2 separate regions of the Homo sapiens genome follow, and region 1 is linked to region 2. A link is a loop called in an ENCODE intact Hi-C map of the cell type or tissue named here. Cell type or tissue: Caco-2. All regions are shown on one strand. Links, peaks and the distances in the headings refer to the core of each region. The heading gives the core; the rest is flanking DNA.

Evidence for each region. Peaks named below come from ENCODE experiments on the same cell type or tissue, not always from the same donor. Only the 100,000 strongest peaks of a DNase experiment are listed, where the experiment ranks them.
Region 1: a loop joins it to region 2, with 15 times the contacts of the local background. A loop is called at or near these places in 1 of 110 quality-filtered maps.

The regions. Positions count from the first base shown.
Region 1 is chr3:46,893,194-46,897,581 of GRCh38, forward strand. It overlaps PTH1R (parathyroid hormone 1 receptor), which reads left to right. Exons shown (of 16, transcript NM_000316.3): 4 at 714-816; 5 at 2,542-2,676. Among named protein-coding and RNA genes, the nearest start is that of PTH1R, 18 kb to the left of the region's middle. In Caco-2, for the core only: a CTCF peak has its summit at 2,194 (motif pointing left); a DNase peak (open chromatin) is centred at 2,168.
Region 2 is chr3:46,731,268-46,735,655 of GRCh38, forward strand. It overlaps the pseudogene PRSS46P. Among named protein-coding and RNA genes, the nearest start is that of PRSS50, 16 kb to the left of the region's middle. In Caco-2, for the core only: no CTCF peak of the experiment used is centred there; a DNase peak (open chromatin) is centred at 2,493.

The DNA of each region.
Region 1 (4,388 bases), core at 298-4,297, 160 kb after region 2:
CTGAGTGTCATCAGAACTCCGAGTCTGGATGGAGGGAGCTCCCAGATAAGCAGTGGAATGAGAGGGACTCCCACCCCCAGCCAGCACCAGAGTGCCCAGCCCAACCCAGGCCGCATGCCAACAGTTCCTCCATCCTCTCTTTCTCTCTCTTGGGATTGTAAGGAGGGGAGGCATTGAGGCACTCACCGTTCACTGGGGACAGCATTGACTGGGGAGCTGGGCCAAGATGGAAACTGGTGACTCCCAAGACCCCCCAGGGTGCCAGGACTTGAAGGACTCCAGGCTGGGTTTGTCTCCCCACAGTTCACCACTCCTTATCCACCCCCTGCCCCCGACTCATGTCCCCAGCAGGCAGCCAGGATCCTGTGTGGATCCATCCTGGGACATTCCATTCCAGTCCCATGTACCCCTGGGGAAAGGACTGGACAGAGAATATCAGTGACTGCAGCCTACAGGGTTACTGGCGGGCAGGCAGGAGAGAGCCCCTGCTTTTTCCCTTCGATCAGGCAGGCCCTACCCCTCAGAGCCACAGCTTCCCATCTGTAAGGTGTGAGCTCCATAGAGCAGATTCCCCACATGCAGGGGAAATCCCACCTTCCCTCTAGAGTCAGGGCCTTTTGAAAGGGGGTAGTCCCTCTGGGAAATTGGGATGTCTCTGGGACCTGCTGCTGCGCCGGAAAGTCCTGCCTGTGGTCTGACCTTCGGCTTGGCAGGTGGATGCAGATGACGTCATGACTAAAGAGGAACAGATCTTCCTGCTGCACCGTGCTCAGGCCCAGTGCGAAAAACGGCTCAAGGAGGTCCTGCAGAGGCCAGGTGGGGGTCAAAGGAAGAGGGTCTGGGGATGAGGTCAGGTGAGGGAGGGGCCAGTCAAGGGCGGGACCCAGGATACAGAGCCAGGTGAAGGCTCTCTGTGGGGGCGGACTTAGGTAAAGGGGGCCAGGCCAAAGTGAGAACCAAAGTGGGGTGCGTGGTGCAAGAGTGGAGTCAGCAGGCTCGGGCATCCATGGCTTGTCCTAAGTCTCGAGCTCAGGTCCCTGTGTTGCCCACAACCAGCACTCAGACTGATAGCTGTCGGGTTAATCTCATCAACTGAAGAGGCCCAGACCCCAACTGACTGAAGGAGAGGAGCCGCTTCCTCCCCTGACAAGCCCTTAGGGTTCTGCAGGGGTTGAGGCTGGTGATCGCCCAGAACACAAGCACACAATGACAAACACACTCTGTGGCACACAGATTTTGCTCACACTCACAGAGACTCACATGGTCTCTGCAGTCACAGCCCCACCGATGCCAGCCCCAACAGTGGCTCCCAGTCACATCGAGATCTGGGGGGTCAGATGGGCCCCCTCATTCTGGGTCCTGAACCCAGCCCCTCTTCTTAATTGTGAAAGCCTGGAGGAGCCTCTCTTTGCCCCTCATCATCCACCATGGAGCCTCTCGCTTCCTACTGTACCCCACCCTGCTACCCACATCCCCACACTGAGGCCCGAGGGTGGAGGCAGGAAAATGAGCACAGTCATTCTCATCCCAGTCCAGGCTGCTTGGACTCAGCTTCCCATCATTGCCACAGACCCGACATGTAAGGACCAGGGGGGCCTAGCTTGGGCGGTGGCTGAAGGAATACAAGTCAGAAAATGAGGAAGACTTTGTGGCTAGGAAGAAAGACCTCTCCAGCCTGGGCAACATAGTGAGACCCCATCTCTAAAAAAAAAATTTAAAAATTAGCGAGGTATGGTGGTGCACACCTGTAGTCCCAGCTATAGGGGAGGCTAAGGTGGGAGGATCACTTGAGCACAGGAATTTGAGGCTGCAGTAATTTGTGATCATGTCACTGCACTCCAGGCTGGGCGATAGAGGGAGACCTTGTCTCAAAAAAAAAAACAAAAAAAACAAACAAACAAAAAAAAAAAACGTCCAGCATCTCTCCAATGAGAAGAGAGGCCAGGCTCCATCTCAGATTAGGCATCTCAACGGCCACTGTGGAAGCTGTGAACCACATACTTGAGGATCCAGGGCAGGGGATGGGGTGGTCTTCTCTGTCCACTCTTGACTGTACCACCTTGCTCTTGTCTTCTCACCACCAGCTTCTTTACCTGCACAGCACTCAGGCCAGACTTAATTTTCGCTATGTAACCTGTCCATTGACATCACCCACTCTGTCTGCTTTCACCGTGCGCCCCCTGGTGGGGCCTTCACTGCTGCGTGGCCTTGGCCCCCACCCACTCCTGACTCCTGGGTGGGAGGATACCACCTCTGCTCTGTCTTGCCCAGTTTAGTGCTCACCCCACTAGCTGATCCTGCACTCCCATTCCAACCCTGGGGGACAATCTCCACCTCCTCTTATTACTTCACCTGGCAAGCACTTTACACTTTGTTAAACACCTCCTCACCCATCGTCTCAGATCTCCCAACAGCCTAGGTGTCACCAGGGCAGGAGACAACCCCCCCATTGTACAAAGGGGGAGTCTGAGGCCAAAGAGTACCCTGGGTCTCCTGTTGTAGCACAGCTGACAGCCATCATTACCACCCTGGTTTCTCCAGCCAGCATAATGGAATCAGACAAGGGATGGACATCTGCGTCCACATCAGGGAAGCCCAGGAAAGATAAGGCATCTGGGAAGCTCTACCCTGAGTCTGAGGAGGACAAGGAGGCACCCACTGGCAGCAGGTACCGAGGTACGTCTCTGCTTCCATGCATCCAGCTGGCATGGGCTTGGATCCACCCACCCCCATTGCACTGTCCCTCTGATGTGAGCTCATGCTTCTTGGCTCTTATAGAAAGTAAAAGGCTGCAGCCACATCCCCAGGCAAGGGGCTGGGAGAAGACAGAGTGTAGTGGGAAGGAAGGGGAGCTAGATGGCTCAGGCCTCAGAAAGAGATGAACAGAGAACTCTCCAGCACCACACCAAGAGTGGACCCAGGGCTACGGTCCCACCCATGGAGAGAAAGAGAGATGACAGAGAACCCTGGGGGACAGAGAGGCAGGGAGAGATACACAAAGACAGACAGATAGTGACAGAGAAAGACGGGGAGAGGCATGGAGACAGAGATCAACAGAGGCAGGGAGAGACAGTCACAGAGATAGAGGGGACCAGGAGGCACACACTGAAGTCTGGGCTCAGTGTGTCAGAGGAGGTACATGGGGACACATAGTGGATAGGGCCACAGAAATAGAGAAGGAGAGGAGGGCAGTGGCAGAGGGTGGGGCCAGAGGCAGTGGGACAAGGAGGGGAGAAGAGAAGGGAGGGAAGCAGATGAGGAAAGGCAGACAGAGCCCAGGCTTTGGCCACAGGGCCGGTTTCAGCCGGCCGGGTGGGCAGCAGATTCCAGATGGGCCACATCTGGGAGGCTGTGGTCACCCTGTGGCTCCCTGGGGACCAGAGGGAATTGTGGGCCTGGCTGGGTGGGGCTGGGAATATGGCGCCCAGGACAGAGAGCCTTTCACCAAGCCAGGGCGGGTCCAGCCATCAAGGCAGCCTTCCAGGGTGGCTGGAGAGTCCTGTGGTTGGAGCCCTACAGAGGGAGAGAAGGGGGCTGCAAGCTGGGAGTGGAATGTGGAAGATACAGAGGCTGGGGACCCTCCAAGGTCACTTAGCCTCCCTGCAGTGAGGCTGGGGCTCCAAAGTGGGATGTCACCCTACTTTGAATCCCACCATTAGCACTTAGATTTGGGGAATCGATCTCCCCCAGCAGTGGCCGTGGGAGTCTCACAGCAGGTACTCAGGGCAGGCATTGAGTGGTGGTAGAAGCATGGGCCAATGTGGTTAATCCCAACTTCCCAATGAGGAAATGGAAATAGAAAGACTTGGGACACCTGCGTGAGGTCAGCAGCTCCTTGGAGTCCAGCTGGCACTAGAAACCAGACCTCCTGCCTCCTGTCCATGATCCCAGGGGAAGGGGCACACAGGGAGCCTCCCAGCTGAGGGAGAGTTAGTCTGGGTACTTGCCCTTCTTCAGAGACACCTGGAAGGTGGTTCCAAGAGCAGAGAGAAAGGCGAGAGGCCTGGCCTGGGGCTGAGCACTTGAAGAGGACAGGGCCCTGTGTTGTATGACCTCAGCAAGTTGCCTACCTCTCTTGGCCTCTGTCAGCCCATCTGGAAAATGGGGCCAGTGCCAGTACCTGTATCGCAGAGGCCATAGTAAATTCTATGAGGTGGGTACAGCCCACAGAAATACATTTTCTCCAGAGTGCTCCAAAGCCTGAATTTTCCTGCTTGGGGCACACCTGTCCCTGCAGGAACCAACAACCACTGATGGGCCGGGTGCAGTGGCTCATGCCTGTAATCCCAGCACTTTGGGAGGCCGAGGCAGGCAGATCACCTGAGGTCAGGAGTTTGAGACCAGCCTGACCAACATGGAGAAACCCCATCTCTACTAAAAATACAAAA
Region 2 (4,388 bases), core at 184-4,183:
ATGATATATTTGACTAAAATGAAACCTAAATTGCTGTTCAGCAAAGTACAGTACAAACATAATAAAAAGATACATGGGAAACTGGGAGAAGATTTTGCAGTATACACAATGAACATAGAACTTGTATCCAGAATATTAAAAAATAAAAAAAGAAAAAGGAAAACAATAGTAAAATATCCAAAGTATATGAATAAGTGCTCATAGAAGAGGAATCACAAATGGTGAATTAACATGTGAACTGCACAACCGCATTAGTAACTGGGGACGTGCACATTACAACCGCAACGGGTGCTATTTCCCGTCCATTGGAATGGAAAACATTTTATAGTCTGACAATACCAAACGCTGGCAAGAAATGGAGCAAGGAACTCTCAAATACTACTGTTAGAATATAAATTAATACGATCACTTTGGAAAACAATTTGACCATGACTATTAAAGATGAAGGTAAACATAGCCTATGACCCAGCACTCCTGTGCAGATACATCTTGCTGAGAAATTGTGGAACATGTAAATAGGGAGGTGTGTGTGAGAATACTTAGAGTAGCAGCAGAGTTTCTGATATGAAAAAATTGGAAACTCCCTCAATGTTAATAAACAAGAGCTTGGGTAAATTGCGGCATATTCACAAAAGAGAATATTGTAGAGCATTTAATGCATAAAACCTGCACGTATCCATATGAATAAATCTCAAAACCAATGTTGAATAGAAGGTGCAAGTGGCAGGTGGCAGAAGTATTCATTCTGTGCTGGCAGAATGAATGTCACTTATGCAAAACAGGTTCTGCCCGCACATGGCCCACATCTGGGCATGTAGCTGATGCCCAGAAGTGGTAAACTAACCTGAGAAGGACTGCCATCACTACCTTCACTGTGGACAGGGACAAGAGTATTTTACCCTTATTTTACAGGCTAAATGGAAGCCCAGGGGAAGGAGATTTTCTTTTCTTTTCTTTTCTTTTCTTTTTTCTTTTCTTTTTTTATTTTACTTTAAGTTTCGGATACATGTGCAGAACGTGCAGGTTTGTTACATAGGTATGGTGTGCCATGGTGGTTTGCTGCACCTATCAACCCATGATCTAGGTTTTAAGCCCTACATGCATTAGGTATTTGTCCTAATGCTCTCCCTCCCCTTGCCCCCTACCCTCCGACAGACCTTGGTGTGTGTTGTTCCCCTCCCTGTGTCCATGTGTTCTCATTGTGCAACTCCCACTTATGAGTGAGAACATACGGTGGTTAGGTTTTCTGTTCCTGTGTTAGTTTGCTGAAGATCATGGCTTCCAGCTTTATCCATGTCCCTGCAAAGGACACAATCTCATTCTTTTTATGGCTGCATAGTATTCCATGGTGTATATGTACTACGTTTTCTTTATCCAGTCTATCATTGATGGGGCTATTTAGGTTGGTTCTATGTCTTTGCTATTGTAAATAGTGCTGCAATAAACATACGTGGCATGTGTCTTTTTTTTTTTTTGAGACAGTCTCACTCTGTCACCCAGGCTGGAGTGCAGTAGCACAGTCTCGGCTCACTGCAACCTCCACCTCTTGGTTCCTCCTGAAGACTGTAGGGGGTACTTGGGGTCACTGAGGAAACAGAGAGCCAGCCTTGTCATCCCCTCTGCTTTTCGGCACATCCCCATCACAGAGTTGTCCACGTTTGCTAAGGTGGGAGGGAGGGCCATTTCCTGGGATGGTGATTGATAAAGGCCCCAGCCCACAGCCTAACTTTTGAAACAGCCCAGCTCATTAAAAAAGACTACACAAAAGTGTCCCAAGGGGCTTGGAGTGATATCCAGGCACCAAAGGACAAATAGGACAAGAGGGGATTTCTCCAGGAATTCAGGTTCCATGAGGGTGAAGAGTTCAGTTCTGCCCCATGGCCACCGGCAAGGTGCCAAGACCCTAGAGCCCCAAGACGGCACCCCCTGGAAAGCAGGCCCCCACAAAGCCTCCCAGATTCTAGGACCCAAGGAGAGCACCAACAGGGGCCGGACCTCCAGGAATTTGGGGGTACCTCAGGATAACCAGTACACAAGATGGATAGAGAAACCTCAATACCTCAGTATGTCCTGAGATCGTGGCCCTCATGCCATTAATGGGAACTCCATTAATAACCAAGAATTCACTTCCTGCCATGCTGCAGGGTAAGCACTTGGCATTTCATTTAACTTCACTTTGGGAACTGAGGTCCATGCAGGTCACATGTGTCTTTTACACTAGAGCACTGGGTACATCTTTGTATTAAGAGGTCAGGAAATGTTTGCTGCCTGAGTGAATGAGTGAATAAAGGAATGAATGAAGGAGCCCGTGATGGGGCTGTGTTCTGAGGAGGCGAGTGTCTTGTAACCTCTGCCAGCCTTCACTCACCTTTTTTCCCTGTAGTTCCCCAGCCGATTACCCAGCACATGCTTCCAATGGATGGCTTGAATTTGATGTTAGGGAGGCAGACAGGCTGGACGAAGGGGGACCACGAGATGGAGTCCCTGAGCTTTAGGAGGGCAATGTCCTGAGACATGAGATTGCTGAAATCCTTATGAATCACCATGCGAGTGAGCGGGAGCTGAGTGCTATTTTCTGGGCGCTGGTGGACTCCCACCATCACGGAGTACAGGCTGAGGTCCTTGAATCTGCAGGACCATGGGTAGGAGGCAGGTCGCCAATGGTAAGGCCATAAGTAAAGGAGGAGACAGGCCCTGAGCTCAGGACCACCCAGCCAGGCCCCCTGCTCCCAGATCCCTAGATTCACCAGGGACTCCCCAGGCCAGAAAGCAAAGTCCCCAGCCCCCGCTGACTGACCTCTGCAAGCAGTGCGCAGCCGTGAGGACCCACTGGTGGTGGATGAGGGAGCCACTGCAGATGTACGTGCCCAGGAAAAGGATGCTCACCTGCCATGGCCACTTGCCTACCTCTACCAGCTTCCCCTTCACCACCCTGCAGGACACGTTGGTCTGACCGCAGGCCCGGAGCCAGGGCCCTGAGGAAAGAGGATCTCAGGCAGCAAAGGGCAACCCTCACACCCCTGGACACAGCAGATTTGAGACAGAGAGAGCTGCCTTCCAGCCCTGTCATAAGCAGCCACTGCCACATGCACATGTGAGAAGGGGCTTTTCCCACTGCCTCAAAACTGGCAACCAGCCGGGCGCAGTGGCTCACACCTATAATTGCAGCACTTTGGGAGGCCAAGGTGGGGGGATCGCTTGAGGTCAGGAGTTCAAGACCTGCATGGCCAATATGATGAAACCCCATCTCTACTAAAAATACAAAAATTAGCCTGGCGTGGTGGCACGTGCCTGTAATCCCAGCTGCTCAGGAGGCTGAGGCAGGAGAATCGCTTGAACCTGGGAGGTGGAGGTTGCAGTGAGCCGAGATCGTGCCACAGCACTCCAGGCTGGGCGACGGAGCCAGACTCTATCTCAAAAAAAAAAAAAAAAAAAAAAAAAGGCAACCAAAGGCCAGGGTCAGCAGGTACCCCACATTCTAGAGTTCCCAAACAATGAGGACCAGACAACTCCTCCTGGGCTTGTTGTAAGCCATCACCCAGGACTCATCCTTGCCCGTAGTTTACACAAACAGATGGTTGGGGGAGAGAAGCAGAAGAGAGAATCACCACAGGGGCGAGCTGTCAGCCAGGGGATAGGTGATGGGGCACAAGTCGGCCAGGCTGCCTGTCCCCAGTGAAGAGTAATGTCACACTGCACTGCTCTAGGGGCCACCCATGCCCCTGGAGGTGCAGTCCTTGTGACCGTGTAGGGAAGTGAGTAGAGATGTGTGTCCATTCCCTCCTTGACTCTCACTGGCCCCAGCAGCAGGGGTGAGAAGAGAGCAGGCTGCACTGAACCAGGTGTGAGATGGAGATTTTAAACAGGCCCAGTCTGGATTGCTACAGGTATTTACTAACTAAACATCATAAAGGATAAGAAAGGGAGAAAGTCACACCAGTAATCACAGAGCTTTGGAAAGCCCAGGAGGGAGGATGGCTTGAGGCCAGGAGTTCAAGGCCAGCCTGAGCAACATAGCGAGATCTTATTTCTACAAAAGCAAAATTAATCAGGTGTGGTGGTGCACACCTGTAGTCCCAGCTACTCAGGAGACTGAGGCGGGAGGATCACTTGAGCCCAGGAGTTCAAGGCTACAGTGAACTAGGATTGCACCCTCCATTCCAGCCTGGGTGACAGAGCAAGACCCTGTCTCTAAAAAAATTTTAATCTTTTTTTTTTAAATATGGAACGCTTCACGAATTTGCATGTCATCCTTTTTTCACCCCCAAAGAGTCTATTGAACACAGGTATTGAATTCTGGCTACAGCACTCGCAAACCACTGAAGCTCTGTGAGTCTCAGTTTCTCACTGTGAAATGGGATGCTGGTGAAGCTCGCCTCACAGGGTGT